Linked DNA regions of Homo sapiens: region 2 is linked to region 1. The links are chromatin loops, found by intact Hi-C in ENCODE. Cell type or tissue: GM12878. All regions are shown on one strand. Links, peaks and the distances in the headings refer to the core of each region. The heading gives the core; the rest is flanking DNA. Region 1 overlaps LINC03063 (long intergenic non-protein coding RNA 3063). Region 2 has its middle 49 kb from the start of CDC42EP3.

Region 1 (16,152 bases), core at 4,659-12,658:
TCCACTAAAACCTCAACATCACAGGCATAAGAAAGGCAAAGGACAACGTGTGAAAACTTGGTTCACCTGCCTAGTGTGAACTAACTTCACATTATGAAAACAGTCACAAATCTACAAACCAAATGGGAACACATTCCCTTCCTCCCTCCTGTCATGCCAAGGCTGAGTTTTGTTTTCAAATATCAACCAGGCAGATGAAGAGGGAAAGTAAACAAAGGTATTTTAACACTTCCAAATCACAGTTTTCTTTTCTGTAAAATTGAGGTAATAAAATACAACATCAGTTGCACACGTGAAATTAGTTAAGAATCACAGACTTTTGGAAGGACTTGGAATGGCTTTTAGCAACTATGTGGCTAGTCCATTTTCACACTGCTGATAAAGACCTACCGGAGACTGGGAAATTCACACACAAAAAAGAGGTTTATTGGACTTACAGTTCCACATGGCTGGGGAGGCCTCACAATCATGGTGGAAGGCAAGGAGGAGCAAGTCACATCTTATGTGGATGGCAGCAGACAAAGAGAGAGAGAGCTTGTGCAGGGAAACTCCCATTTTTTTTTAAACCATCAGATCTTGTGAAACTTATTCACTATCATGAGGACAGCACAGGAAAGACCCACGCCCATGATTCAGTTCTCTCCCACTGGGTCCCTCCCACAATATGTGGGAATTATGGGAGCTACAAGATAAGATTTGGGTGGGGACACAGAGCCAAACCATATTACATGGGGTTGCTAGGGAATACAGGGATCCCATACTCCTTCTCCAACGATAACAGCTCCATATTTGTCTGTTCAATATATGGGATTATGCTTTCAATTTCACCTTAAAGGAAGGTTCTGACACCAAAACCTTTTAAAACTCCTTGAATGAATATAGCGATCACAAAGACTTAGGTTCAAAATCCAGGCCTCCCACTTACAAGACTTGTACAAGTTAGTTAATGTGGTCTACTCTCACTTTCCTCCTTATAAGATGGGGTTGACTATCAACACAGGTCCCCATACATCAGAAGGCCGGTGTGAGGAAGAGATGATCAAATAAGATGATAGATATGTCAGCACTATGTAAACATCAAAGTTTCGTAGAACAAAGTGCTATCTTAGCATTATTTATTGTATAATACTGGCAGTTTGAGTATGGCATTGGCACTGGAAATAGATGAAAAAATTAGATAGGTGAAGACAGGCACAGGAAATTCCAGAGAGGTGTCAGTCAGCATGTGTTCTGTCTGCATGGGGCCCCATGGAGATGAGCAATGCAGAGGCCCAGCTAAGTCCAGGCACAATGCTGCATCACGTCTGACCCAGCTCCCTGGCACAGGGACTTAGCTGTGGGGAAGTGGGCACATTGGTTGCATGGGCTGAATGTTTATGTCCCTCTAAAATTCATGAGTTGAAATCTAATTCCCAATGTGTTGGCATTAAAAGGCAGGCCTTTGGGAGGTGACCAGGTCATGAGGGTGGAGTCCTAATGAATGGGATTAGTGCCCTTATAAAGAGGACTGAGGAAGCTTTTCCCCTTTTGCCATGTGAAGACCCAGCAAAACGACTCCATCTATGAGGAATGGACCCTCACCAGACACTGAACCTGCCAGCACCTTAATCTTGGACATCCCAGCCTCCAGAAATGTGATAAATAAATTTCTGTTGTTTATAAATTACCCAGTCTGTGGTATTCTGTTGTAGCAGCCCAAACAGACTAAGACGTGGGTGAATTTAAATAGCTACACCATTGTGAGCACATGAGGCAATTTTGACATGGGTTAACTATTTTCTAGTGGTGGTTATGGGGTCCTCCAGCCCAAGAGGGTGCATCTAAGCTCTTATCCTGGCAAGGATTTAGGAGCAAGAAGAGTAACTCGGGTGGGAACACTGTGCTGTGGCAGCAGCTGCCTGGTTTCTACCGCAATAACAGGCCTCCAGCCATGGTGGCAGCAACAGTCACATGGTGGATACTTCTGAAATGTGTGGTCCCCCAGACTGAGTCCTCTAGCCTCAAAGAGAAGTTTCTGGGTTCCCACTCCAATAAAAGCATGAGATTGGAGCAACCACCTTGTGGCTGGATTAAGTGTTTAGGGTTCTTTTATAGGAGGAAACACTCTGGTAATGAACAATGTTTGTGCAATAGTGGGACAGGACTCAGGGTCCTTTTAATTTAAATATTTAAAGAGATGTGACCTTATTATCTTCAAGATGGTGAAGTACACAGCAAGTGCAAATATAAAGATATCTTCCTATTCCAAAAGGAGATATTTATAAAGATTTTTAACATAATCCTTCATGCTAACCAGCAAATAAAATTCACTTAAGATGAATTAGGTCCACCTAACACTTACTTATTAATAATGTTAGTATTACTATGTAATAGTAATAATATTAGGTATTATGCTATTTGCTAGGTATATAAAGATGAATAATACATGTTTCCTATTCATGAGAAGCTGATGGTCTCTGGCCACCATCTGACTATTGGGAATGTTTACCACTGGCATCACCTGGCCAAAATACTTTGCCCAAGGCCTATCACCAACTCATGAGACAAGCCTCTGAATGGCATTGTTTTTAACAGATTCAACAAGTGTTGTCATAATTGCAACATGATGCCGACAATGGTAAAAAATGGTACCAACATCACGTCCTTGCTTGTTAATTAGGTACCCTGGTAAAACCAAAGGGTCTAGTAGCCTTGCCTCACTTTCTCTTTCACTAAAACAGCTTTGGTATTGGATGAGGGGGAAGCCACGGACATAAGATAGAGAGATTCTAGATCAAGGAGAGACATTTTACTTCTAAAGTTGAGCATCCTGGTCACTGGCTGGTACAGGTAGGATAGGGGACAGCTTTCTTTCTTACTTCCTTTCCTTTAGATCAGGTGTTTACAACCTGGAGTACTGAGAACACTGAACTTCCTAGGGTCATATACAATATTGTATGGGGATGGTATTTTATTGAGTCATTAATGTCTGCCTTATTTAGTTTTTGTCTGTAGAGGAATAAAAGGGCACTTTTCCCTTCCTCCTTCTAGAGAGATAGCCGTTCTTCACTTTTCAGTGCTCTTTGGACTCAGTTCTGCCCAGGAGACTACCACTATCCATTTCTTTGCTGGAGGCAGAGGGCAGACATGGAATTGCCCTAGAAGAGGGAAGACAAAGGGAATATGGCTGGTTTGTAGGGGTGAGGTAGCTTCATGAAGCTACTACAGGGTGGTTCCTGAAAACAGATCTGGGGTAGAGACTGAGGCGAGAGGTGCTGTCCATGTAAGATCTGGTGGTGGGGCTCACACAGAGTACAGCAGAGGTATTAAGTCCTCATCTAAGTTGAGTGTGTGCTTCCTGCTATGCACCTGGAGAGTCTGAACGCTAGTGCTGCAGTCTGAGGGCCTGAGCACAGATCCCTGAGCAGAACCACACATCATCAGCAGTACCCCTGAATGAAGAACAAAATCCCGAGAGTATGGAACGAAATCCTGCTGCCCTTCCCAGCATTTCTGGACCAGGTTTCCTGTATGATCCCAAGTGAAGAGTGAGGAAGAATAAGAAAGGCCCTCCTTGGATTTCTCAACCACCTGGTGGGTGGAAGGCTGAGTCAGAGACAATTGGCAAAAATCAAGGATGAGGCTTGTCCTATATTTCCAAGACTGTAGAACAAATGCAAACCAATTACAGGCATGTTCACTTTTTTGTTGCTGTTTTTTGAGACAGGGTCTCACTGTGTTGCCCAGGCTGGAGTGAAGTGGCACAATCATAGCTCACTGCAGCCTTAAACTCCTGGGCTCAAGTGATCCTCCTGCCTCAGCCTCCCAAAGTGCTAGAATTACACGCATGAGCCACTGTGACTAGCAGTACTTATTTTTAAAAAAGAGGAAAACTGCTGAGACCTTTTATCAGATACTTAAAGGTATCTATGACCTAAAAAGAGTTAAAAGCCTCCACTTCAGGAGATAGAGGGTGATTTTAGGTTGGGCTACCTGAGATGTGGATTCAGGGTTTGTGAGCAAGTGATTTATTAAGACTGCTTCTCAGGACTGCCATTCGACCCAGGAATCTCATTACTGAGTATACACCCAGAAGAATATAAAGCATTCCACCATAAAGACACATGCACAGAAATGTTCACTGCAGCACTCTTCACACTAGCAAAGACATGGAAGCAACCTAAATGCCAATCAATGACAGACTGGATAAAGAAAATGTGGTACATATACACGATGGAATATTATGCAGCCATAAAAAAGAACAAGATCATGTCTTCTGTGGGAATATGGATGGAGCTGGAACCTGTCATCCTTAGCAAACTAACACAGGAACAGAAAACCAAATACTGCATGTTCTCACTTACAAGCAGGAGCTAAATGATAAGAACACAAAGAAGGAAACAACAGAAACTGGAGTCTACCTGAGAGGGGAGGGTGGGAGGAGGGAGAGGAGCAGAAAAGATAACTATTGGGTACTGAGCTTAATATCTGAGTGATGAAATAGTATGTACAACAAACCCCTGTGACACCCATTTATCTATGTAACAAACTTTCACATGTACCCCCAAACCTAAAATAAAAATTTAAGTCAGGGAGGACAGCAGGAAGGGGAGGAAGCCAAACAAGGGTGTTGTTGCAGGCAAGTCCTACAGAGGGTAGTCTTGGCCTGATCCTGCAGGGGACCTCTGGAGTGTAAGTTATGCCTCCAATTTGTACCAGAGGCAAGAAAAGCAAGAGCACTGGGCTTTCATACCTACCTCACTTGTAGGCCATTCATCAAGGCCACAAGCGGGGTGGAGAGAATAAATGCCCAGGTGCTGTGGCTGGAGGGGCTCTCTGCACAGGCCCTGGCAACCTGAAAGCAGTTCTCGAAAGAGCTTCAGAAGCCGTGAGTTAGAAGCAAATGCACAGCAAAGGGGTATATGAGTGTACACGAAAATGGTAAAGAAAAAAAGATCACCCGGGCACAGTGGCTTATGTCTGTAATCCCAACACTTTGGGAGGCCGAGACAGGTGGATCACGAGGTCAGGAGTTCGAGACCAGCCTGACCAACATGGTGAAACTCCACCTCTACTAAAAATACAAAACTCATCCAGGAGTGGTGGCGCGTGCCTGTAATCCCAGCTACTCAGGAGGCTGAGGCAGGAGAATCACTCGAACCTAGGAGGCAGAGGTTGCAGTGAGCTGAGATGGCGCCACTGCACACCAGCCTAGGTGACAGAGGGAGACTCCACCTCAAAAAGAAAAAAGATCCTGGGAGGTCTGACTGGGAGCACCAACGTCATCCACTGCTCCTCTGAAAAGAGTTGTTCTTAAAAATGCAATTTCCACTGGGAGGCCGAGGTGGGTGGATCACGAGGTCAGGAGATCAAGACCATCCTGGCCAACATGTTGAAACCCTGTCTCTACTAAAAATACAAAAATTAGCTGGGCGTGGTGGCACATACCTGTAATCCCAGCTACTTGGGAGGCTGAGGCAGGAGAATCGCTTGAACCCGGGAGGCGAGGGTGTCGTGAGCCGAGATTGCACCACTGCACTCCAGCCTAGTAACAGATCAAGACTCCGTCTCAAAAAAAAAAAAAAAGCAACTGCAATTGCAACTGGAGAGCCAAGGACTTGGCACCCCAAGCATAGCCATGAGGACACTAAGGAAAGAGAAAATCTAGCAGAGAGCAGGGCCTAGAAGAGGGAGACAAAGTGTGTTAGGAAGAGAACACAAATCCAGCACAAATACATCTATTAGTCCAGTGGATGTGCTCCCAGTCCATCAGGAAAATGTCTCCTCACCAGACATCAGTTGTCCCTGTTTTGGGACGGAGTCTTGCTCTGTCACTAGGCTGGAGTGCAATGGCGTGATCTCGGCTCACTGCAACGTCTGTCTCCCGGGTTCAAGCAATTCCCCTGCCTCAGCATCCAGAGTAGCTGGGACCACAGGCACTTGCCACCACATCCAGCTAATTTTTGTATTTTTTGTAGAGTCAGTGTTTCACCATTTGTCCAGACTAGTCTCAAACTCCCAGGCTCAAATGACCCACTTGCACGTCACCTTCCCAAAGTGTTGGGATTGCAGGTGCGAGCCAATGCACCCAGCCCTATTTATTCTTTATTCACATTCCTCCTGTGTAGCATTTTCCCCACTTGCTTTATCCCCTCACTCAGAGCTTTCCCATCACTCAGAGCTTCTCGGTGTCTATTTATTTCTTCATTCGAGTCCCAGCCTCTGGTTATTTTTTACTGGGCCTTGCTCCCCTGTCTCCTCCTGCTCATAGCCCCTTCTCCAGCATCTCTCTCTTCCCGGGTCACCTCATCAGTATCTTTTTCTTCTATAACGTAGAGAAACATATTCCTTTTTGTTTCAGTCCTAGCCCAGTCAAGCTATGGTCAGTAGGTCTCATTTTCATAACCAAACATGCCCATATAAGGTGTGTTCTGAAGCAAAGGCAGTTCTCTTCCTGAGTCTGCAGTTGGTACTTCATGTGACTTCTCCCCTCCCCATTACATACAGCATATATAAATATATATGTAATATGTACACACACATACTCATGCATATGGAAACTGAGGCCCAGAGAGATGGCAACTTGCCTGAGGCTGCTTAACTGGCTAGTGACAGAACCATGACAAGAACTTAAATTCTTAACTCCTTTTTAAGTGTTCATTGCCTCTGAACACACTGCCTTCTGAGCGTTCAAGCATTTTATATCAATGGTAATAAACAAAAAATAGTTTAGTGGGAAAGGCAATTTAAGCTAAGTGCCAAATGCATTCCATAGATATATAATTTATTTTCTGAATCTATGGGGCTAAGGCACATAGTATAAATATGAGGAAACAGAAATTAGCATAAATCTTGAAATAAAGTTGCCTTTCCATTACATATGGTAACAGATGATTCTACAGGGCTAAAAGAGACTGTTTAGGGGGACTACTCATTTGAAAACCTTGTAGTATCAGTAAAAATACTTTCTGTGCTCAATATTTTCTTACTGATTTCATCACAAACATAAAATCATGAATCATAAAGCTGGAAGGAATTTCAGTTAGATCATCTGATTCACTTCTCCACCTTCAAACAGAAAGGGGTATCCTTATCCCCATTTCCAGAGGAATTAGGTAGTTGCCAGAAGTACTAGTATTGGCTTAAGGGCAACTTAGAGTCCTGTTTCTCTACTGCTTCATTTTCCAGAAGCCACATCTAACGTGGTCTTTTGCAAATTGCAAACCGCTTTTCACACATTTTACTTGTGATAATCCTCATAGCAACCTTATATGACAGGTCAATTATTACCTCATTTTTACAGGTGGGGAAATTAAAGCTTGGAGAGATTAAGTCACTTGCCTAAAAGCACCCCACTAGTATATGACGGTTAAGACTGAAATCCAAATCTTCCATCTCCAAATCCCATGCTCTCTCTTTACAATTCTATTCAGACTGTACTAGAGGAGGTGGTTTGTGTTGGCACACTGGTTTGGACGTTATAGACAATGAGAAAACATGGCTGAACTGTCAGTCACTGCAAGAGGGATCTTATTTTTATCTAATAGGAGGTCTTGGCTGGACAGGAACTGAGTCTCAAATACTTCCAGTGACTGGGTGGTAACTCCATGTCAGACGCTGTTCCAGGTGTCCAGGATAGATCAGTGACCAACACAGAAAGGTCTCTGGCCCCTGGAATTTACATTCTAGTGGATGAGACGGACGTGAAACAAATAATGAAATATAAAATATGTCAAGTGATGTTAAGTGCTATGGAAAAACTAAAACAGAATAGACGTGTGTGTGTGTGTGTGTGTGTGTGTGTGTGACAGAGTGTGTAAGGAGAATAGGAATTACATTTTATATATATGTAAGGTGTTTAGGAAATTTCATCAGATAAGGTCACATTTGAGAAGATCCCTAAAATAGGTGAAGGAGAAAATTTCATGGAGATCTGGGAAAACATATTCTGGATAGAGAAAAATCACAAATGCAAAGACACTAGAGTATGAGTTTAGTGAATCTGAGGAACAGGAAGAAGGCCAGTGTGTCTGGGAAGGTTTAGCCACCATGTACTTGCCTTCATTGAGCAAAAACATCCATAAGAGAAAAAACAAGTGCACGTCTTTGAAACATAAAAAATAACACAGGGTAAAAATGAGTGTTATAAAGAGGCATAAATCAAGTACTATGGGATTTCAGAGGAAGTAAAGGAGGCTTGGAATCCCAGAGAACCAGCACTTAATTCTCTATTCCAAGGTTTTCCTTTTTGTCTGAACTGTAAAATATACCATTTTCAAACTTATCTTATGTGGATTGCCAATATGAAAACAAATGAAATCAGACTACTCTAGTGAAGTGAAGGGGTGGAGGAGGTTTAGCCTTCCCAAGTTGGCCTTACTCTTTCTCATCACCAGCCACAGAAGAACCTTCATGGAACCCTGGGGCCTAGGAAACAAAGTTTGCCAGCAACAGATCTAGTCAAACTAGCTCATTTTACAAAAGAGGAATCTGAAGCCGATAGTGGGAATCTTCTTCTGGCCTCTACTGGAGTGAAGTCTCCCTGGTCTTCTGGGCTGGCCTCTGCCGCTAATGACCATAGAAACTGCTTCAGCTTCCAGTCTGAAGTTCCCACCTCCTTGTGTTGAACCTTGGCCTGACTGACTTGGAACTCCATTCTCTCTGCCTGTGGACCAATGCATTCACCTATGGGACCCATGCATTCATCATTTCTAGGGGCAGTCTGAGACCGTTGAAACAAGGAAGTCACTGCTCAGATTTGCATTGCAAATTAGATTTTGAGTCCAAAGGAAGACAATAGTCCTGAAAATTAGATTTATTGGGAGAATGTACCTCTTGAACACACAGAGATAATGACAATGAAACTGCTCTACGCTTACACCCTGAAAATGACAAGCACATCCTTGACATCATCCTTCGCATATGATGCACTTCTTTGCTTAAAATAACCTCCTTTTTAATAAATTCTACTCATCTTTCGAAGAAGCTAAATTCTCTTTCCCTGTGATGCGTTCTCAGACTTTCCCAAGCAGAATCAATCAACCCTCCATCTGTGTTCCTGTAGCACTTTTTTTCATACATTTATTATAGCCCTCATCTTATTGCATTAGAAAAATGTGTTTACATATTTTTCTTCCACTGACTCTGAGTTTCTGTTGTGAATAAGAAATATGTCTCACTCATACTGATGCCTCAGCTGCTGCTAACAGTGTTCTGGCGTTTGATACATTTGCTGATTGGCATTGTAATTCAGTACTGGCTGAGGTTATGAGAAATGAGTGTCCTTCTCAGCCATAGACTTTTTTAGAAGTTGCCAACCAGTGACAAACCATTATTAATTATTTGCTTGTCAACTTGATAAGTTATTGAAAAGTAAAATGACTGTGTGAATATCCTGTTACTGATCATTGAAAGTTTCTGATGGACAGTCCCGGCACTCACCCTTGGTCTGTTTCAGTCACAAGCCTTCTTACACATTTTTCTGTTTGCTCATCCATGCTGGATCTGTTCTGAGGCAGACACGTTGCTATGACCAACGCAGCCAGCAATGACACATTCTCCCTCATGCCTGGCCACAGCCCCTGGTAACTGTCAGCCTTGCAGATATGACTGACAAGAGTAGAAAGTAAAATCTGTGGGAAAAAATATGAAATCAGGTTCCAGTTCTCACTCCCTCATTACGTAAAAATGATACCATGTTTAGTGAGTGTTGTGTGGTGAATCTCACATGATCCTGAGACAGAAGGGGCTTTACCAGGAGAGAAGTGATTTTTCTGACAGATACATGAGCCTCGGTAATGGTGCCATTCAGCACTGAAAGGCAAACTTAAGTTCCCTTTGCCAAATTCACACTGCACATCAAAGCTACAGGGAAGGGTCAGTCCTTTTCAACAACTGCAACGTAACTAAAGCCGCTTCGTTTGCAGGAGTTCATAAAAACTAGATTATCCCAGATCCATTTTCTTAAACCAAGAACAAAACAACCTCAGTAGTAGAAAATGTCAGCTCTCACATGTCCACTGATCTTTGCCTCATCATCTAAGACTTTTTAGATTTTGTGTTGAAATACAGCTTCCCCTACCAACAGGTCTGCCCAATCATTTTTAGCCCAACTTTATAGTTAAGAGTTCAAAGTACAATATTCTTGCTTTCATGTATAAGCATTTATTTGATCACATGGGATTTACCACGTTTATTGTCAAACAATTGATCTTTTCTTCTTAAATTCCTCTAGGATTTCCATCTAGTTGATGTGGTTTTCATGTTTCTAACAGAAACAGCAAATAAGAACACAAGAGAGAAATGTTTGTATCTTGTTGAAATGTGGAGTATTCAGGGTTATCACTAAAAGGCATTTGAGACATGACCACACAGAAAAGAGAATCCAGGGAACTGTTTGGGAAGACAAATCACATTAAGGGTGTTTATTTGGATTTCTAAAATTTCCCTTTCTCTGGTTTTATTTACATTTCATTAATATGAAGTGATTCAACCTGAGTAACATTTTGTCCTACATAGCTTACTGATTTGACTTTTGCAAGCAGCCGGACACCAAGAGTGGCCCTAAACAAGTTCTTGGTTGATGCAAAGCTCCACACGTATTGAATCAGATAACTGTAAATGAAAATTGCCCTTTAAATGTAATCTCTCAAAATCACTAGAGTTCATTTCCCCTAGAGAAGCAGATAGCTTACGCACATTCCCTTAGGAAGGGGATCAAGTTTGTTACCTATAAAACTAAGAAGGCAGAACTGCTGTCAAGGGCAGGAGTTGAACTGTACAGTTTTAATTCCTAAACTGGACCCAATTCAATGGGCTTTGGTCTTGATCTTTTCCAATTTATGTTAACTAAGTCCTAATTAAGCAGAGTTCATTTTAAAGAAGTCAGATGCCAAGTCTTGTCTTTTCTACCTAGACTTTCAATATTGCAGAGCTTTTTCTTAATTAAGGTGAAGAATTCCTTTTGGCTTTCACAGGCAGAATTTTCCACTTGTTCCATTTAGAGTGCCAGTTGGCTTTCACGCTCTGCAACCATGTGCCTCTGGCACAGCTGGAAAATTTATGAACTTCTGTGGGATTAAAAAGGTGCTATATCCTTGGGAAACGTTCCTAATAACCTGAATTCCTATTTCTTCTCACCAGTGATCAATCTTTTCCAAGTAATAACTAGCAAGTGAGCAGTAAAGGCAGGGAACAATGAGATGTCAGCAGCAATGTTCCCAGAGAGATGTCCTCTCTCCCTAACCCCAGAGCTTGAATCCAACAAAGACTGATATGGGCAGTCTTTAGCCAGAGCTCTGGCTCCTATTTTGGTACCCAGGGGCAACTTGCAGATAAAGGAGAGATGGATCCTAGGCTGCCCTTATGGCTGCCTAGAATGTGATGGCTCAGTAGGAATGGCATCCCTTAAAGATTGCTAGGCACCAGAGCTAGAAGCAGAAGACCCAGTTCTAGATCCTCTTCTCCCACTGTATAATTATGAGACCTTGAAACAGCTCTCAGAATACTTCTCCAAGCCTTGGTTGTCTCACCTGTAAATAGAATATGACTAGACCACTGCTTCTCAAACTAAATGTGTAATGAAGGAACACATTTTTCCTTTCTTCCCCCCACCCCAATCTATTGTAGACTGTGTTTTTGTGAAATACAATAAAAAAATGAATTACCAGAAGAATGATGTTTGGAAGGTGCAGCAATGTCAAATTTCTATAAGAATTCTAAATGCTTACCCATACTTTCTGTACTTATCTGGCCAAAAAAAGGTAACAGTGTCTGGGCCAGCAGCAGTGCAAGGACCACACTTCGCAGAGCAATCAATCAGATGATATCTTAGGCACCTCCTGGCTCTCATAGTTTCCACTTCCTGTAGCCTGCCTGCCTCTCCACTAGATTTGCCCAAGCACCCAAATGCTAAGCTTGGTGACAAGACCAAAATTATGCTTCCGGGGTGACTTTGTCTGTTAGAGCTTCTTTTACAACATACTGTAAATTGGGTTACCTATAAACAACAAATATATTTCTCACAGTTCTAGAGGCTGAGAAGTCCAAGATCAGGATGCCAGAGGATTTGCCATCTGATGAGGGGCTTCTTCCTAGTTCACAGATGGCCGTCATCTCACTGTGTTCTCACATGGTGGAAGAAGTGAGGGCTCTCTAATTCCATTCAAGAGGGTTTCACCTTCATGCCCTAATCACCTCCAAGGGCTCCAAATACCATCATATTGGGGGTGAGAATTTTAATCTGTAAATTTGGGGTTGGGGTGGTGACACAAATATTCGGTCTGTAGTATGAAGTTGTCAACAAAGATCAAAATAACCCCTTGAACAACTAATAGTATTTCTATATCTGTGTTTCTTTCCCTATCAACCTCCCTGAACCATGATCTAGAATCCGAGCTCCACCACTTGGTATCAGGGGGCCAAAAGCAAGTTACTTAACTTCTCTGTGCCTCAGTTTTTTCATCTCTAAAATGAGAATAACATCTTCTTCATAGGGGTACTTTTGTTAAGTGTTTATTTTGATATAGTTTCAAACTTAGAGCTAGATTAGTACAAAGAAATCCTATTTCCTCATTTTTATTCTTTAATTTTTTTTTTGGAGACAGGGTCTCACTCTGTTGCCCAGGTTGGAGAGTGGTGGTACGATCTTGGCTCACTGAAGCCTCGACATTTGGGGCTCAAGCAATCCTCCCACCTCAGCATCCAGAGTAGCTGGGACCACAGGCACATGCCACCACATCCAGCTAATTTTTGTATTTTTTGTAGAGTTGGGCTTTCACCATTTGTCCAGACTAGTCTCAAACTTCCAGGCTCAAGTGACCCACCTGCGCATCACCTTCCCAAAGTGTTGGGATTGCAGGTGCGAGCCAATGCACCCAGCCCTATTTATTCTTTATTCACATTCCTCCTGTGTAGCATTTTCCCCACTTGCTTTCTCCTTCTCTTTCTTTCCCTCTCTCTGTTTTTTAAATTTTTTTTCTGAATGATTTGAGAGTAACTTGCATCCACCATGCTTATAGAATTGTTTTGAGGATTAAAGGAATTAATACATGGAAAATACTCAAAATGGTGCCTGGCTCACATAGTAAGCTCTCATAAAATAGTTCTCATGCTTGATTTTCAAAGGCCTTTCCAGACATGCAAAAGGAACCTCAAACTCTAGTGACTTGGGGGCCACTCCATGTGAAACCTCCAACAAACTGGAGGTCCACCCCTATGGCTTTGCCTTTCTCAGAGATTTATAGCTGATTCACTTATTTTCCAATGTGTTGGATTTGACCAACTTAAAACATATTTTCCATGCCATATGTAGCTAGCCTTGAACACTGGTATTAAATGTATCTGCTCTAAATTACTATATGTTATTAAATCCAAAGAACTCTGGGATTTTTCCTCCTTTTTTTGCAAAACTGCTATACTACTGTTAACATGGTATTAAATTGATCAGTAATGACTAGGAGGCCAAATCCTCACTGTGTTCTTTGGGAAAATGATAGGAACTCTGATTTCTAAGAAATTCAAGTATGACCTTAGAACAAAACTCCCCTAAGCAGCTCAAATGTCTCCTATCTCTGTTACCCAAAATGTCTCTGTCTCTGATTCAGAAACAAAATGCTGATTTACACAATGCCCCATCTAACCCTTGTGTTGGTTTAACTTTAAGCTGAACCAGAACTTTCGTCTCTCACATTCACCCTGGGTTCCTCTGCTTCCTCATTTCCTGCCTCATCCAGATCCTGCTGTGCTGAATTGAATTAAGTGTAGAAAAAATACTGATTCAGCTTCATCTTCATGTGCCCAGATTCAGCTGCAGAAAAGGACAGAAACACTACTTGGTCCACAGCAATTTTTAAAATCATTCCATGTGAGTCATATACCAAAAAGAAATCAAATCATGGAGGCATCTGGTGTCCAGAAAAGCCCACTTTTTTCTATGGCCAGAGTCTAGAAGGTCGGGTGACTCGCCCAGGGGACACGTTGCTCTTCATAGAACATTGGAACAAGGCCCATATGTCTTCCAGGCCCTCTTGCTCAAAATTACCATGTGATCAAAACAAATCCTATCGTTGTCCCAGCAGGGTTCATTGGTCTTATGAATTTGGGGACAGACAGTGCCTGGGGGAGGAAAAGGAAGCAAAGTAGATGCTTCTTCCATTCCAAGATGAATCACATATGTACAATTAGACCCAGTTTAGTTTCACATTACCCTTTCCTGGAGGAAACTATGAATATGGGACCCCCACATATATTCACAGCCCACACTGAATGCTCTGTTCCCTAGAAAACCTATAATCTATACTATACGACTTGATATTTGGTTAAGACATTTTTGCAGGACGTGTGTATCTGGTTCCCAGGACTAAGCTATCCAGTCCTAGAGAGCCAAGGTCATTGTGTTATACTTCTTAGTACCCTTCAGAGCAATCGCACAGTGTGCAACATACATAGTAGGTACAAAATGTATTTCTCTGGATTGGCTGATGTTTTATTTAAAAAAATGGGAATATTGACTGGGCATAGTGGCTCACGCCTGTAATCCTAGCAGTTTGGGAGGCCAAGGTGGGCAGATCACCTGAGGTCAAGGGTTTGAGACCAGCCTGGCCAACATGGTAAAACCCATCTCTACTAAAAATACAAAAATTAACCAGGCATGGTGGCTCATGCCTGTAAGCCCAGCTACTTGGGAGGCTGAGGCAGGAGAATTGCTTGAACCTGGGAGGTGGAAGTTGCAGTGAGCCAAGATTGTGCCACTGTACCCTAGCCTGTTTGAAAGAGCAAGACTCCGTCAAAAAAAAAAAAAAAAAAGGAAAAAATCAGTCATCCCACCCATCCCCACTGGCTAGTGGCAGATGTGCCTGCTCCTTGGCTGCAACATGGATATGCTTCCCTCCCAAAAAGAAACCAGTATCTCTGCTGCTGTCATAGACTCAGACACCTGCAGGGACAGTTCCCACTCACTGCATTCCACAAACCACTTGGTCTATACATTTTTCTACTATCACCATCTTCTTCCCAAAGAATTCAGATTGTTTACAGAGATGAGAAGACACACTGATACTCACCTGATTTATTTAAAAATCTAATGGATAGTTCCTTCAAAAGTTAAACATAGAGTTACCATTTATACTGCAATTTCTCTTCCAGGCATATACCCAGGAGAATGGAAAAACATATGCTCACACAAAAACCTGTGCATGAATAATTGTAGCAGCATTACTCATAAGAGCCAAAAAGTAGAAACAAGCCCAATGTCCATCAGCTGATGAATGGATAAACAAAATAGGGTCTATCCATATGATGGAATATTATTTGGCCATAAAAAGGAATAAAATATTGATACACGTGACAACATGGATGAACCTCAAAAACATTATTCTATGTCAATTAAGCCAAACACAAAATACCAATATTAGATAATTCCATTTACATGAAACTCCAGAATAGGCAAACCCATAGAGATAGAAAGTAGATTCATGTTGCCAGGGTTTGGGGGAAAATGACTGTTAATGAGTACAGGCTTTCCTTTTGGGGTGATGGAAAGGATATTCTGGAAAGAGAGTGATGGTTGCACATATCTACGAAAATACTAAAAACCACTGAATTGTACATTTTAACAGATGAAGTTTATGGTATGTGAATTATATGCCAATTTTTAAAAATTGATTAAGAAATAAAATAGGACACAAAACTTAAAGAACATTAAAAACTACGTTGTGAATTAAAATGAATCCCAGGGCCAATGCTGGCCTGTTGATTTTAGTGTTGCCAGAGCTGGACTTGCCTTTCTTTCTCTTTGTTTCACTCACATTTGGAACTGCAAACATAGGCTTTTCTAAAACACATTGTGTGCCTTTGCAGCTCACATCCAATGCCCAAATCGGGTCCGTCACCCAGGCTATTGGGCCTACTCTCAAGTGGGTTTTGATCTGGCCCTAATTCTATAGACAGTGTGAGCCTCGGGGATCTGGCTTCACCATTTCCACATTGTGAGTGGTGATCGTTTCTGTCAAAAATAATCATCTGTCTTTCATTGTAGTGCAGATGATACCCAAATGTTACCCTCATCCATCAAACTGTCAGGTTAATTGTTTATAAAACATCCGGAGCTGGTTGTCACAGAACATCAGCAAACTCAGACCAAATAAAACAGAATGCTCTGGTTGGATACAACCC
Region 2 (16,152 bases), core at 2,723-10,722, 52 kb before region 1:
CTTATTGTTCAATCAGTGCAAGGGAAGATTTTTTCATAGTGTCTAGGCACCATCACTTTCTGTGCAGATGCCAGAATCCTCTTTGTGTTTTTTATTGTTAGATGTGCTAATTCCACATGTCTCACTGGGAGAAAAGGGTTGCAATGCTGTTATTACAACACTGGCTCTTCAGCATTTGTTTGTATTGAAATAACAGCTTTTCTAGCCTCTGGATTTCCTTAATATCATTTATTTAATGCTGGTTATATCATCAATCATGATGTTGTGTCATCCCTGCTGCCACCCATGAATCCTGGCTTCCACTGATGCTCTCAAGGGAGGGCGGTTACTGTGTTTTGGAGATGATGACCACAAAGTCAAGTCTTGCCCAGAATATGCAGGAAAATGTGAATGTTAATTCATTTTCTGAGAATGTTAAATTCACTGTTTGAAATTTTATAGCATAAATATAGAAGAGCATATTTTCTGACCATATCTTCTCTTGAACTCCCTACGGTAATTCCTGCATTCCTAGAATGTGATTTCTTTTAATGTTGACAGCACCTTTGCCTTCCACACACTTTCACCATGGGGAGGTGGGGGAAACCCATGGGTAGAAAAAGAAGAGTGGTCCTATTTGTACAAGAAATGTCCACGTCTCCCCAACATGGCTTAAGCACAGAGGGTTCATGTCAACACATTGACACAGGCAACACATCGATTGGAGGGCCTCAAGCAGGAGGGTCTGCTAACATTGCAGAACAAGTGTCAAATGTTCTTTGGGGACAGACAATGCTCTGGAGGAATGCTCAGCGATGGGGTTTGACTTTCCTGGTGCTAGTGATGGGAGGGGTACAGGGGAGAGGGTAAGTGACACCACCTTTACTACCTTGGGGTGCTGTAGAATGGAAGCCACTATTTATTCAGACATGGAGAGGTGAGACCTGACACATGGACCCCACATATGGCTCTAGTCAAGGGCCAGCAGTGGGCCATGAGAACCTCAGAGCCCTGAACGTATGGGTTTTACGTAAGTGAGAGTCATCAAAATCAACATGTCTGCACTTGCCTGGTGACTCAACAAGAAAAACTGGGCTATTCTGGGGAGCAGTGGCTCATCTGGTCACCCACCCGGAATCAGGGCCAGGTCAAGGATCCCAAAATAAACCCACAGATATGAGTCCTGGAGCTCCTTGGGGCATCAGATCAGCCCCACATGAGGGCTGGGAAGTAGAGATCAAAGAGCAATCCAAAGGGCAGAAATGGGGACTAGGATACTTACTGGTCCCAGCTCAGGGTACCCTGCCCAGATGGCACTGCTACTCCAGCTGTTCCCAGAGAAACTTTGAGAATGTTGAAGGAGGCACTCCAAAGCATGGGAGGCCCTGAGATGCAGGGCCTAGGACAGACACCCCGGGTCCAAGGCCTGTACTGACACGAAGGATGACCAGCCACATCTATTACCAATGGGAAGAGTTATGGAGGAATCCGAGGTACAGGGCAGTTAAGCAAACTGTCCAATATGCAGTTACTAGATGGTAGAATCTGATCTGAACCCAAACAGTCTGACTCTAGGGCCTGTGCTCTGTGCTATAAATCTATCTAAAAAGATGATAGACTTTATAGTCAGACAGTTCAGGATTTGAATCACTACCCTGACAACTACCATTCTGTGACCTTGGGGTAAAGCAGAAATAACAGTACCTACTCCATTGGATTGTTTTGCAGGGATCAACTAACTTCTTCTGTAAAGGGCCAGATGGCAAATTCTTCAGGCTCTGTAGTCCATACAGTCTCTGCCACTACAGCTCAATTCTGTAGCATAAAAGTAGCCATAGACAATGCATAATTGAATGAGTGTTGCTGTGTTCCAATAAAACTCTGTACAAAAATAGAAGGTGGGCCGAGTTTGGCCCACAGGCCTTAGTTTGCCAACTATTTGTTTTGAGAACTAATTCAGATCATGCCAATAAAGGTTTTATAATAGTTACCTGCACTTGGTAAACATTCAATACATATTAATGCTCTTATTATACCAACAAAATGTCTATACTTTAAATTTGTTGGTTTAAGGTTCTGCTGTGCCTGCCATTTTTTAGTCTAATTATTTTATAGCTATATTGTACATACTTGAAGGAAAATGAGTGAATAAATGTTTCATTACTCAAATTCTTCCTTATTACTGTTATTTTCAGAACTTCTTAGCATTATTTTCCACTGAAAACCGTCATTGTTTTTGAAATATGTGAGTCAAAGGAGCTAATGTCTTAGTGTAACTTTATGTTTTTAAAATAAAATGTTTCCATTCCTTCATATTCCTATTTCAGTAATATAAAATAATGGGATTTTATATGCTATAAATCAATTTTTTTCAAATCTAAACATTTATATAATGCATAATCAGCTTCATCATCACTTATTAGTGATTCCCAGAGTCATTTATAGATAATATTGTTTACTGGGAATCTACACAGCACCTTTCTTTTGTGAGCAGCATTTCTCGTCTTTGGAAGATGATTTTTCCTCCATTTTATTCCTGTGGTTTAAAACAGCTACTATCAGTGTCAGCTGGTCCTGGGGCTGAGCACTGGGCCCAAGCTGTGAGCAGTGAGGGTTGGTTGCTTCTGCTGGTCTTGTTTTCAGCTGTCAGGAGGATGTCTGTCAGACAAAATGAAATCAACAAGTACAGAAAAGCAGAGGCCAGGGATGGGGAGACAAAGGCTTAGGATCATTGACTCCTCATCCAGATTATTCCTAAGGTCCAGCCACAACCCTATGCTCCCATGGTTTGGTTATGAGAGACAACAATTCCTTTTCTGCCTAAGTCAAGTTTCCTTTTCTGACTATGGCATCACCCTTGAGTGATGTGAATCACCTCCAGTTGGGTTATCCCAAGGGAAACTTCCTCATCTGCTTCTCACCAGATGTGTGGGTTTGGCATCATAGAAAGTAACTTCTGGAGAACAAAGCTCACTGGAGGGCAGAACTCAGCTCAGTGTCTTCCACTTCTTTCATCCAGAAGACCAGATGGAACCAACTGGTTCAAGAAGAAGATGACTTTAAATGACCAGGCATGGTTTTTGCAATTATCTTTTATAACTAATATAATTGGGAACATTGTATTCAATTAGAAAAAAAAAAGGAAAACTGTAAGTTGTTATAACTGGGCTAAGAGATATCACGGATCATCTCGTAGCATGTGGTCTATACTCAGGGTTTTGTAGTAAAACATAATTTTAGGGAAACCTAGTAAAGAAGAAGTCACAGAACTCTGATTTTTTTTTTAATTGGTATTTCTCCCATGGTTTTCAGGGATTCAACACATGGTCATTTGGTAAGCAGATAAATATGACTACACATTTGGGACAATAGTCCTAGTTCTCCCTGTATCCCCTGAGCAGATTGCTGATTTTTAGAGATTAACTTACTAGGTTTTCTTAAAGGTGAGAAGAATCCAAATATATTTTATCTGCTGTTAGGCAGCAGTTGTGAGGGAATTATCAAGACCTCTTGGGGCCAGAGACGTGGGGGTTCAATCTCTGCCTAGACTATTTAAGTAGGCTACTCAAAATGTTCTGAGCCTCAGTTTCCTTTTCTGTACATTGAGATGGTGAGATTATCTGCTTCACAAGGATGAACGAGATAATATATGCAAAAGGAAGGATATAGAATATTCTTAACCACTTGGCTTTAAACAATCTTCTACAGTGGACAACTACCTTGATTTTCTAACCATCCAAGGGCAACAATCATTCACATATTAGTATGAGTTCACCAACTTGTATGCTCCTTCTGGGATTAGCCCTGAGGAAATAAATGGACACTCTGACGAGGTGGGTGTTGGGATTATTTTTGGAGGTGGGGTACAGAAAAAGGGAGGAAGAATTTGATGGCATTCCAAAGGAAGATAAAATTGGACATTTAGAGAGTAGGAAAGAGGCATCTATCAACAGCAAGAATGAGGGGGTTGTAGAGGAAAGAGCCCTGAATGAATATAGGAGAAAAAGTTGGAGTTCAAAGAACAGCTTCATAGTTTTCTAAGAATGAACTCTGGGGACTCTGCTCCTGGCACTCCAAAAAGCCATTACGCTGTCTCTGTTTCCCTCACGACCCAAAGGCAGGCAAGAATTCCTGTCATACCCTCCAATCATCAGTGTATCTATGGCAGGAGAAAGAAAACAGAGATTAGAGGGTCTTACCTGGCTGAGATCCATCTCACCACAGCCACACCTGACCCAGAGAATTAGTAGGCCATGCTCAGGGCCAGCTGCGGTCTGCCAAGCTGCAGAACAGATGCTGTGGGCACAGGGTTTCCTGCAAAGCACCATTGTACCTCTCTGCCAGGAAGTGCCTTTGAAAGGCAAAGAAACAGACCAGACACCTAAGTTCATAACTAACAAGCGTCTAATCCTCGCAGTGGCTTGCTTGTACAGCTGGAGCGGGTGCGTGTGACATCTCCCCCACCCACATGCTTGCCAACCGTAATACTCAAGGAGAACTGTTTCATGAAGGACGCAGAAGGGAGCCAAACACCGCCAGAGACTTTTTACAGAAACAATTTGAGCATGCCCTTCCTCTCGGGAGTGCTTGGTCCAAATACATTTATCTTGCTAATATTCCTCTGTCAGACTAAATTTCAGACAACAGAACTCTACTTTCCAGAATCTTCCACATTGTAACTGCCTATTAATTACCTCTGCTTTGTCAGCTGGCCTCACACACAGGGCCTAAATGTTTAGTCTGCAGTTTGTATAATCATTCTTCTGCTTCATAATTACTCTCCAGAATTACTTAGCTCTGAGGGCACCACCACAAAGTCTGTGCTTTTCATTTTCTCATAATGGCTCATTATCAGGTCTGCATCCGTAACGCCTTGCTCAGGGTTTGAAATGAATCTTTATATAGTACTGGTCCTTTGGGCAAGCTCCCAATTTTACAATTGCTTCTCAGGCCCTTCGGCCAGGAGCCAGGAGAGTGGGTTCTGGGGGTAATAAAGGATCAGAGATGCTCTGTTTCTACTGTATACATGGAAGGAGCTTCCACACATCCTGAGGCAAGAGGATGTCACCACTCCATTTTCCAAACAGACCCTGACCAAGCTGGAGTAATGATGAGCTTGGAGGAGTCTGCACCATGGCCCTGCACACTCACCTACCAGGCCTCATCTTGTGCTGGATTTCAGGAAGGATGGGCCTGCCCACTGGGAATGGACTCCTGGCTTCAAGGGAAAAGCAGAGAGGGAAGCCTAAGATGACTCAGTGGGAAAGGGAGATGCAGAGATTTTCACTGTGTCAGAGCAGGTCTTTCATGGTGCATGCAGAAGCTCCTGTCCCACCAATTAAGACCCTCTGGAGTCCAATGCACTAGCTATTTCCAGCACAGTCTCCAATTATTCACCATCCCAAAACCTCACATCAGCCAGCCTGGCTTACTCATCTCACTCTCATGGATCTTTCACCACCTCTGTGATTCCACTCATGCCTTCTGCCTGCCTAGAATGCTCCTTTCAATACTCAAATCTACCTCCTCCAGGGAGACTGTTTCCAGGAAGACTCAGAGAGGCAAATAATTTCTTGCCTCTCTGAAACAACTTCATACATTCCATGTATAAATTAACCACGCTCAGCTTTCTCCCTCCCTTCTACTGTTAAAGAGCCGTTCATATTTTTATGATTACTTGACTTTGCTTTGTTGATGTATTTTCCTCACAAATATAAGTTCCTTGAAGGCAAGGTTTGTCTTATTTTTCTCATCTCTCCCGGCATCAACAATACTCAAATAAAGTCTCTAATTTAGTTCATTTGCTGCATTGTACCCTCAATTTACATGTTCATTGCCCCTCTAGCAAAAACCAGAGTAAGAAACAGTGGATCTGTGATTCAGTCACTTTAGCAACATTTAGATGTTTAGTTCGTTTATTAATGTGTACTATAATTTTAAGAGTCACATTTGTTTTCTTACTCCTGTATTCTAACCACATGCCTACTACCAGAAGTATAAGAAAACCTTTTTTTTTTTTTCTGGCTAGATCAAGAGCCAACTTGCTCTTCACCCTGTGAAAAGGGGAATTAGTCATGGGTGCTGAAAAAAGGAGAACATATTCAAAGTAAATATCAGTGCATGAGATTGCTTTTCACTCAGAATCTGAACACCCACAGTAGCCTGAATTTGTAAATATTTGCTGTCACTTATGTTAAAAAATATTGACTTCCTAAGCTATATTGCTACCAAAATATTTCTTTCTCGCATGCCTACCCAGACTTTTGGCCTATAGCTGGCAACATACCCTCTGCCTTAGGTTAACCTCATAGCAAGGGTAAAGCTTTAAGTGTACTTATGTGGTGAGAGAGAGAGCGAGAAACTTGAAAAAATAAAAATGGCAACATACCTAATGATAAAAGCACTATTTCCAAGTGTCTGAAGCCTATTATATGAGTTAAAAGTGAAACATCAGCCTAACTAATGCAAAAGCTTTATAGGGTCTGAGCAAGGATGACTAATCTCCAAAGCTGACAGTTTCACAGCTTACACAGGCTTCGTTCTGCTCAAGTGTGGGGAACACCCACCATCCCCACCATAGTCCAGGACATTATGGCATTGTACACTCATTCTCAGAACTTCACAGGGAAGATTATGGCAAAACTGGAATTCTCACTGAGGACACATCACTCTGAGCCCAATTGCCCACTGTCCCGCCTTCCATCCCCCGACCCCTGTCTTCTGGCTCCTTGAGCCTGCACGATCAATGTTTATTTTCACGTTGAATCAACCTGGGTTCAGAACTTTGAGCTCCACAAAGAAATCCACTAACAAAACCATAAGAAACAGTATCTTCACAGCAGATGCTACGGAAGAGTGGGGAAGAGTGAGGTAGTTTACACTGCCTATCTTATGACCACTATTTATCCCATCAAGTGCTTCTGGTCTCCCTGAAGGCACCTCCTAGGCCACTTGACCACTGTGAGTTATTCTCAGAGCCTAGCCTCTATGTATTACCCACTTCCAAAGCTGCTTCCACATTTTCAGGTATTTCTTACTAGCAATAGCCCATCTCCTCAGTATCAATTATCTGTCTTAGTTCATGTTCTGTTGCTATAACAAAATACCACAGACTGAGTAATTTATAAAGAAAAGACATTGATTTCTCACCATTACATGGTGAGAGGGCAAGAGCATGCCAGCTCAGATCTCTCTTCCTCTTCCTATTAAGCTACCAGTCCCATCATGGGGACTCCAACCCTGATGACCTTATCTAATCCTAATTACTTCCAAAAGGCCCCATCTCCAATCAACATACAAATTTGGAGATTAAGTTTCCAACACATGAAATCTGGGGACATATCAAAACCATAGCATCTCCCCAGCTCCCCCTTACTGTGACCTAACCAAAACTTTTTATTTTCTGAAAAGCTAATTCTTCTTCCTTGTTCCAGTTGAATAAAAGAGCCAAGACTTTCTAAGTAACAGGAGAAGCCCTTCTTGTTGGATTGGAGGCAGAGGCTCCTGAGATGACTAAAAGGATTCAGTCTTGCTCCCTGCCTCTCTACCTGGTCCTTCTATTTCTACCTCCCAGCCCAGCTTGAATCTTTGCAATAGCAGTTGGATATGGCCATGTAATTTGGAGGGCTCAGTGTAAAGGGGAAATGTGGGGTGGGTCCCCTTGTCAAAAATTATGAACAATTTCAAGACAGCAGCCACAGCACATTAAACCAAACATGGGGCCCTCTTGAGCAAGGGGACCCTGTGGGACTAGATAGGTCACACGCTCATGAAGCTAGCCCCAATAGGAAGAGTCACAGGAATTGCAGCCATTTACATGAAATGTGTGCCATTTGTGACTAATTACTGTGCAGCAGTCACACTTGTACATTTCATAATTATGTAAGTGAAAATATGTAATCATTACACAAACACTGCTTTGTAATAATACAATGCAAGCTATTGTTTTTACTAACTGTGGGGTTCATCTTGTTGAATGGCATATTGACTACAAAACCAAACCCTGTTCATATGCAGACAGCCTTCAGGGTACCTGTGGCAGTATACCTGTTCACAAATTTTAATTTGAAGAGGCTACGAATGATGTGACTCGAAAAGGAATTGCCTTAATAAACCACACCAACCATGACCACCAGTAATGAATTCAGGAACTGAAAATAAATCTGCCATTTAATTCAGAGCAAATTAGCTAACTGAAATGATACTATGGGTCATATTAAAAGAGGTGGTTCTTCAAATTTTGGATTTTATAGACCAATAAAATCTCTAAGAAATTTAGAAAATGAACACGAAGTTGACACATTTTAATTTTGCCACGTAAAGACATCAAAAGCCATCAATTCATTTAAAAACGAACAATTATGTCAGAAAAATAACATTTTGAAATATAGTTCTGTAAGTTAAATGAATTTAGTATTATGAACAACTCACACGGTCGGTGTTTAGGTGAAAGCTTTTCCTCCATCAGCATACTGGGTAGACTGAGATTTATAAACTATAGGTCTAGGGGGCAGTGGCTACAGGAATGTTTATATAGAGGGCTGAAGTATTATTTTGCTTTAACTTGGATGATTCCTTAAGACCCATGGCCAATTCTCTGCTTTGGAGATGCAACTCATTTGGATATTGTCATCCAGATATCAGCTTCCCCTTTTCTTTGCTCCTCAGCTGCAATCCTGAGAGATTTGGTTAAACCTGGCCCAAACCCCAAATCTATCTCTTTGAACCCTGAGAAGGCCATCTCGTATTCTCTGAATAGCTGTGCCTTGGTTCCCTCTTTGTTTCCACGTTCCTATATTCACAAGGAATGGATAATTTGAGTCCATTCATTGTTTCCTTTTTTAAAAAAATCCATTCAGTTCAAGCACTTCAGGATTTAGTCAATGTCATTGAGATTTGCTGGGTGTGTGGTCTTCAGCCATCATCTTCAATCCACCTCCACTCTCCCTTTCCTCATCCTTATCTCTTAGAACAATAGCTAAATGCTCTTCCTCTTATGGTACAGCTTTGCCCCGAAGCAGATCCCTTGAGTATTTAGCATCTACGTACCTTCCAAATTAACAGGATTTTCTCCCTGAAGGAATTCTGGTGGGTTTAATGATTTCCCCATTCATCACTTATCATTAAGCAATTCCACATACAGAAACTTTCCCTGATTCCTTTAGCTTTCAAAGGTCTCCTGCTCCTCTGAATTTATGCAATGCTAAGGGTTTGCACCTACATCACAGAATCCTTTTTCCTGTTTATTTTGCTAGTGTTTCATGTCTATTTGTCATGATCCTCGATTAGGTTGTAATGTGTATGAGGATCAGGACAGTAATTCTTACACCTCTAGTCATGCATTCATTGAGCAAGCCTTTGGATGTCCACTATGTACCAGGCACACTTAATACAGATGGCAGCATGTCTCCTTGAGAAGCTTATAGCTTAGGAAGGAGCAGAAGCATATATATAAACAGATGAATTATAACACACTGTAGGAAATGCCATAAGAGTTGTGAACAAAATGCATAGGCACCTAGAAGAGGAAAACTACCAATAGAGCTGAAAAGAGCCTCTGAAAGATGCATAGGAGATCATAGGAGAGGGGTGTTACGCACGAGCACAGAGATATGAGAGAGCAAATCGTGTAAAGGATAAATTAAAAAGTTCAGTGTGGCCAGGGCTTGGAGCTTCTTGAGCAGATGGAAAATAATTAAAGAGGTTGTCAGGCAGGCTATAAAAAAGACTTCTGAATTTCTCCTAGCTCCTAGTCTGTTGCTGTGCCTAATAAATAATAGCTTGTACCTAAGAAATAGTATATCATGGTAGAGCACTGTACCATCTTCAGAGAACTTTTACACTTACGATTTTTGGTCTTAACTCTATAAATAAATGATATCTCCTTCAAATTTACGGATAATGAAATTGAGGTTCAGACAATTTTAGTGATGTGCTTCAAGTCACCCAGCTAAGTAACATCAGGTGAGACTCTAATCTAATCCAATTACCTCTTCTAATTCTAAATCCAAAACTCTTCACCACCCAGATCATGAGTGAGCAGGTCCATGACTGTCATCATTACACAGCCTTATAGAGTGAGATGCTGTATAACTTAATGAAAAGAGAATGAGCTTTAGAGACACAATTTCCAAGTTTAAGTCACTTACAACCTGTGTGACCTTTGGAAAGTGACAGAATCTGAGCCTCTGTTCTGTCACTATCAACATTACATGTCAAAGCTTCTTTATAGAACCATTGATGAGATCAAAGCATACAATCCCTCCATAAATTCACAATATGAATACTACAAACCTATTTTAAGTGACTATTCCACAGAGGAAATTTTAATTACATATTACCTTTCAAAAAAATAAATATAATTATTTTAAGTCTACCAAATATTTTAATTTTGGCCTAAGCAGTCTGGTGTACCCTTAAAGCCACTCATTCTTTCTTATTTTTCCTGGAATGTCATTTACAGGCTCAGCTTTATTTCTAGAATGAATTATAAACCCATCTACATATGAATCATTTGCTGTCCTCATTTCACACCACAAGTTCTATTTTGGGGGGTGGAGTGGGAGAATGGACAGCCATTACAAGCTCCTGTAAGAATTTGCTGTTTGCTCAGATAAAATGGCTCCTTCCTCCATGGCTTCCCTTTGAAAGAAACTGGTTGAGAAACACTCTTTTCCAGGATCTCTGTGTCATTAAACCACTGCCACTAGGGTGATTAAGGGTGGCAGGGGTGGGGTGACACAGGGAAATACCATGCAAATGTCACTCAGATCTGTCAACACCCACCCCAGCACTTCTGCAGGCCCTCCAAATCAGCCTTTTCTCCGAGTGTTGACTTCCAGAAAAATCATGCAATCAGCTTAAAATTTAAAATTACCTCAAAGACCAAAACAATGGTGGAGTTAACAGTGAAAATAAAATAGGGACCCCACGATGCACCAAAAATCACGTGATCATGTTACATTCCTCCAAAAACCCCCTCCCCAAACAACTGAGCTCTTCAATTAGTGCCATCTAGCATGGGAAAGGCAAGAAAAAAAAAATCACAGCTTACAGCCGATATTTTCCACTGAGCCAGCCACCCTCCCTTTTTTTCTTCCCTGAAGTTAATAGTGAAAGCTCTGTTTGTTTCACAATGCGTTAATTCTTGCTGCTTGCAAGAAATTATTTTTGGAGGTATCATATTTTAATATAAATTTCCATGAATCTTTCCACATGATTCCCTTGCATTGAGGCACTGCCCTCCCAGCCAAGCTCACCCAACAATGCCCACACTTCATACACCCTTAGGCCTGGGACAGGCCAAACACTGTGTTCACTGCCTGGACCACAGCCCTGGGTGCTGGTGGGGAAGGAGAGAACGTTTGCAACTGATCTCAAGTGTCATGGTGGTTTTCAGCTGGCAAAAGCATCTGAACATAGTTGTTGTATTTTTCATGCTCATGAAGGGATTTTCCAAAAATCCAAGCTATGTTTTGAAATCTGCATCATTATAGGGTATAGACCCTTCCCCTTCGTTCTTTCTCCAGCTCACTGCTTGCCAAATGGTTTGGAGCAGAACTTTTTGAAAACACAGCCAGAGGAAAGACCAGCTCATTTAGCCAAAGAATAAAACAAGAGGCTGATTAAAAGAAAAGTTACACTATATTATTTCACATTTTGATTAGCCTAATTATACCCAATTTTGTTTATTGACTGTTCTCCATTCAAAATACCAGAATTAGAAAGGCTGGCTGCAAATACAAGAGAATTAGTCTTGAGGCAGGAAGGCCCCTAAACATGCTACCTACTGAGCATTAAAGTCATTGACTAGTACCTTTATTTTTTTCCTTATGAATTCCAAGGGCTATCATTATACGAAAAAAAAATTTTTTTTCATTTTCTGTATACCATATTTCTATCTCTTGGATCGGGAACTTAGAATGATCAGTGTTTGAATTCACTCTTGTCATTTTATCAGGTTAGTCTGAGCTTCAGTTTCCTCTCCTATAACATGGGAATAAAACCAAGCTGATAGGTTGGGTTACTATGATGATTAAAATAATTTTGTAAAGCCTATAACACACTGACTAGCACATGGTAAGTGCTCAATATATGAAAGATATCATTACTATTATTACTAATGAGATAGACTGTTCTACTGTGGCTTCGCCAATGAATGACACTTCCTGATATTTACCCCTGGTAAAGTTCTCTCCTGCGTTGAATCTGGGCTTGATCATGTGACTTGATTTGGCCAATGAGACTTTAGCAAGCGAGGCTTAATATAAGCAATTGGAAAAGGGGTTTGTTTTCTTGGTTAAGCTCCCTCTTGGATCCCAGCTGCCATGTTGTGAGGAAGACTAGGCTGTTCTGCTGGAGAGAAGCCATGTGGAGATGCCCTGGAGGATGAGACACCACTCACAGAGGACACCTGGAGGAGAACTCAGGTGCCCCAGCTAAGCTCCCACTGATGCAGTCAACACCACAGAGAGCACAGGAACAGGACATGGAATTGTGAAAATCATTGTGATAACAAACACCTGGGAAGGGAAAAAAAAAAAAAAACACCAACCCCTGCCACCAACACACACACAAACTTAGAAGTTACCTTCTACCCAACTGATGAAGACAGGCAGGCAATACTAAGTAAGAGCATGGACTTTGGAGTCACAACAGCCATGGGTTGACTCAATTACAAACTATATGACTGTGGGCAGATTGTCTCTAAGCCTCTGTTTTATCATCTATTCGTGAAAATAGCAGCTACTTCATAGGGTTATTGTGAGGAGTTTAATCAAGATAATCCATATAAATATTTAGTTCTGTGCTGGATGCATGGCTAGTGCTTAATAAGTATAAGTGATATCATTGTTTTCATTAAGGTAGAAATAGAAGCATAGCAATGTTGTTCAAAATATTAGGATATCTCATTAAAAACAAGTTGGCAGAGGCCACTGCCCAACTTTTCGACCCGAAGGACGTGCTGAGCAGCTGAAGCCAATCATTGATATTCAGGTCATTTCTGCTATGGTAGCTAACTTAAACAACCATGATTGTGTACACTCCCTTCCTTTAAAGAAAATATTGACTTTGAGTTTTCACAGGTGCTTTCGATTTAATCACTGGGTCCTTTATGCAACCACCTGTCCTTGTTTTTCTTTTCCATGGTGAAGAAGTAATGCTAACTCCTGCAAACCTGAGTTTAGCTCCAGAAATCCAACCCAGGAGAGAAAGGACGTGAATTGCCCTTCGATGCACGTATTATTCCATTCTCACACTGCTATAAAGAACTGCCCGAGACTGGGAAATTTTATAAAGGAAAGAAGTTTAATTGACTCACCGTTCAGCATGGCTGGGGAGCCTTCAGGAAACTTACAATCATGGTAGAAAGCGAAGAGAAAGCAAGACACCTTCTTCACAAGGTGGCAAGAAGGAGAAGTGCCTAGCAAAGGAGGAAGAGTCCCTTACAAAACCATCAGATCTCGTAAGAACTCACTCACCATCACGAGAACCGCATGGGGAAAACCACCCGCATGATTCAGTTACCTTCACCTGGTCTCTCCCTTGACACATGGGGCTTATGGGGATTACAATTCAAGATGAGATTTGGGTGAGGACACAAAGCCTAACCATATCAACCCATAATGAGAAAAGTTCATCAGAGCAAACACATCAAAACCCAAGTTGGGGGATATTTAATTTGCCATGTACCATTAGGGCAGTAGGCACAGTTTCAGCCCTAATCAAAGGCCAGGATTTTACTAAAATCCAAGCATTCCTGGAACCACACAGTCAAAAGGAAGGGGAATTAAGAGACTGTGTTAAGACAGAGGCCTCCAGCAAATGCAGTCAGTGCATATTAGAAGGCACCTGAAAGATACTACTTGTTTAAGAAATCAGGCTTAAGCAGAGGTAGTCATAAACCGCAAACATCTGTTCCATGGCTCATAACCTTGCACATCTTAGGGGAAAGCACAGTGTTACCACTGCTGGCAGCATAAGCCTGCTGATAAGGAATGTCTGGATGTTTTTCAGGCAAATACACTATTCTCTGAGTGATTTGGAAACTTTTTGTAGGGAATTCGTAAAATGGGTTTTTCCAAAATCCTAGAATAGGAAGGATTATTGAGTCGATATTCACAGCCCTTATTGTTTTGCTTGGAATGTTTAAATGCTTTAGAACTTACTCCCTCTGTGTAATTCTTGTCTATCACAATTGGGCCATTTGCTGAACCCTGTGAACTCCTGGCAGGCAGATCCTGTGTTTCTCTAAGGCAGCTCCTCCCTTCTCCCTTCCTCTTGGTAGCTTCTGTCCTGCCCTGGCTCCTTCTGCCCAGTAGACCCTTTCTTATGTCTGCATGTCAGCTCACATGAACTTCCTGAAGTCCCAATCAATATCCCTGGGTACACAGATTGCCAAGGCAACCTCTGCTCAATTCAAAGTCACCCAGAATACTCTCAGTCTAGCAAGTGAAAGGGGAAGATGTGGCTGGCTTAGAACAAAAATAACAGAGAGGCTGGTACCACCAAGCCTCTCTATGAAGCCAAAAATCCTATAAAAAAAGGAAAAGATGACGTGGATGCTGTGACTGCAAAGAAGAAGGCAAGGCCTGAGAGATGCAAGGGAAAAGTGGGCAACCAACAGCAAGGAACAGGAGCAGGAAAGAGAGAGGCTGTCACAGGCTGAGAGAGGGCAAGGCCCACATTTCCACCCACTTCCTCCTCCAAAACCCCGGCAGCATCTCACCAGCAAAACCTCTGCCAGCTCCACACTCTAGCAGCCAGCCACACCCAGGCCACCAACCCTTTGCCACTAGTCGCAAGAGGATGTTAGCTGAAGCCTCCTCTGATTTAAATGCCAGGCCACTGGCATGTGACTCCAAGATGTGTAACTCGTAGTAGGACTGTCAACTTGGGTCATTTAAAAGGTGACCCCACTCAGGGGTACGTTCTGGAAATAGTATAGTGACCTCAGCCGAAAAGGCTAGAAGCTGTAGTTAGTGGGACCCAGCAAAAGAACCTCTTAAGGACCCATAGCCAGAGGAGACCAGCACCAGACCATCCAGCAAGAACTTTCCCTATCTCTTCTTGTTCCCCTGCCTCAGCCCTGGGTCATCCAAGACAACCTAGTAAGTAAAGGAGAATGGTAAACATGCTCCGTAGAAATACAGAAAGTAGGTATGCCTCCCCTCCCTGACTTCATACAAGTTTCTAGGAGAAAGCCAGCCTGCATGGAGGATAACAGGGTTTCTACTCTAAATGTGACTATTACATGGGCCTGGACATTTTAATTTCAAATAAGATATATATTTTTTGTGGCTAGATGTAACTAGAGGACTTTTCCATTATTGTCTAAGAATAACCAAAACGAGGATGTCTTTGTGAGATTTCATTCAAAGGCAAGAGTCAGCAGAAAGGAGCCAAGATGGCATTCGCTGGAGCAGTGATGAGAAAAACATGACTTCATGATCATACCAGATTAAACTCTATTTGTTCAATATATCAGTTAGATGTTCATTGGCCCAGGCACTCTCTGAATCAGATCTGGCCGGGGAGAGAGGACATGGAGAGGCAGCTCAAGCTGGAAGATCATGTTGGTGAAGTTTGGTGACTTCTGTGACTGCTGGGGTAGGGTGACCCTTTCCTTGTCTGCTCCACTTCTGTCCCTTCATTTCTCCAAGATCTCTTGCCTGCTGATGTTAACCAGCTTTTATGACCCTAAATATTGTTAACCACCCACAGGGCCTGAGATCAGATTGTCTTAAGATTTTTCAAACTAGGAGAGCCCTTTCTTCAGAAGAAATTGTTGGAATTTTAAAAGACCAATACAAAGCATTCCTGCCTTACTGGCCTATGTTCAGAACCAATAGAAAGAAGTGGAGATCAAAACGTCAGTATCATTACTGGTAAAGCTACTGGAGACTGTGACTTAGATGTGAGGACCAAATGAGCATGCCAGCATTACATCCCCAAATTAAGCGTATCCACAGCAGTGCTGGACAGCTAGAAGTCTCCTATGAAGGAGTCCTCTCAGGGAAAACTACAGTACAAAGGAATCAAACAGACCAGAATACATGGCCTCTGAGGCAGGCTGTTCCCAAAGCTCGAGGGCAGAGGAGGAGACTGAGCCCACATTCTCAAGCGTCGCTCCCAAGTTCCCCAATCAGGGAAGCCACTCCTCCTCTGGAGAGG

Evidence for each region. Peaks named below come from ENCODE experiments on the same cell type or tissue, not always from the same donor. Only the 100,000 strongest peaks of a DNase experiment are listed, where the experiment ranks them.
Region 2: it touches region 1 in a loop (5-fold over the local background); 18 of 110 quality-filtered maps call a loop at or near these places.

What each region holds. Positions count from the first base shown.
Region 1 is chr2:37,564,461-37,580,612 of GRCh38, reverse strand. All of the region lies in intron 1 of LINC03063 (long intergenic non-protein coding RNA 3063), which reads right to left. Among named protein-coding and RNA genes, the nearest start is that of LINC03063, 10 kb to the right of the region's middle. RefSeq lists enhancers at 6,112-6,301, 9,366-9,425, 9,526-9,835. In GM12878, for the core only: no CTCF peak of the experiment used is centred there; DNase peaks (open chromatin) are centred at 6,412 and 9,582; H3K4me3 peaks cover 885 bases; H3K27ac peaks cover 6,011 bases.
Region 2 is chr2:37,614,580-37,630,731 of GRCh38, reverse strand. No RefSeq gene overlaps it. Among named protein-coding and RNA genes, the nearest start is that of CDC42EP3, 49 kb to the left of the region's middle. RefSeq lists enhancers at 986-1,035, 1,046-1,135, 598-1,797, 5,277-5,546. In GM12878, for the core only: no CTCF peak of the experiment used is centred there; DNase peaks (open chromatin) are centred at 4,361 and 6,461; H3K4me3 peaks cover 1,635 bases; H3K27ac peaks cover 7,535 bases.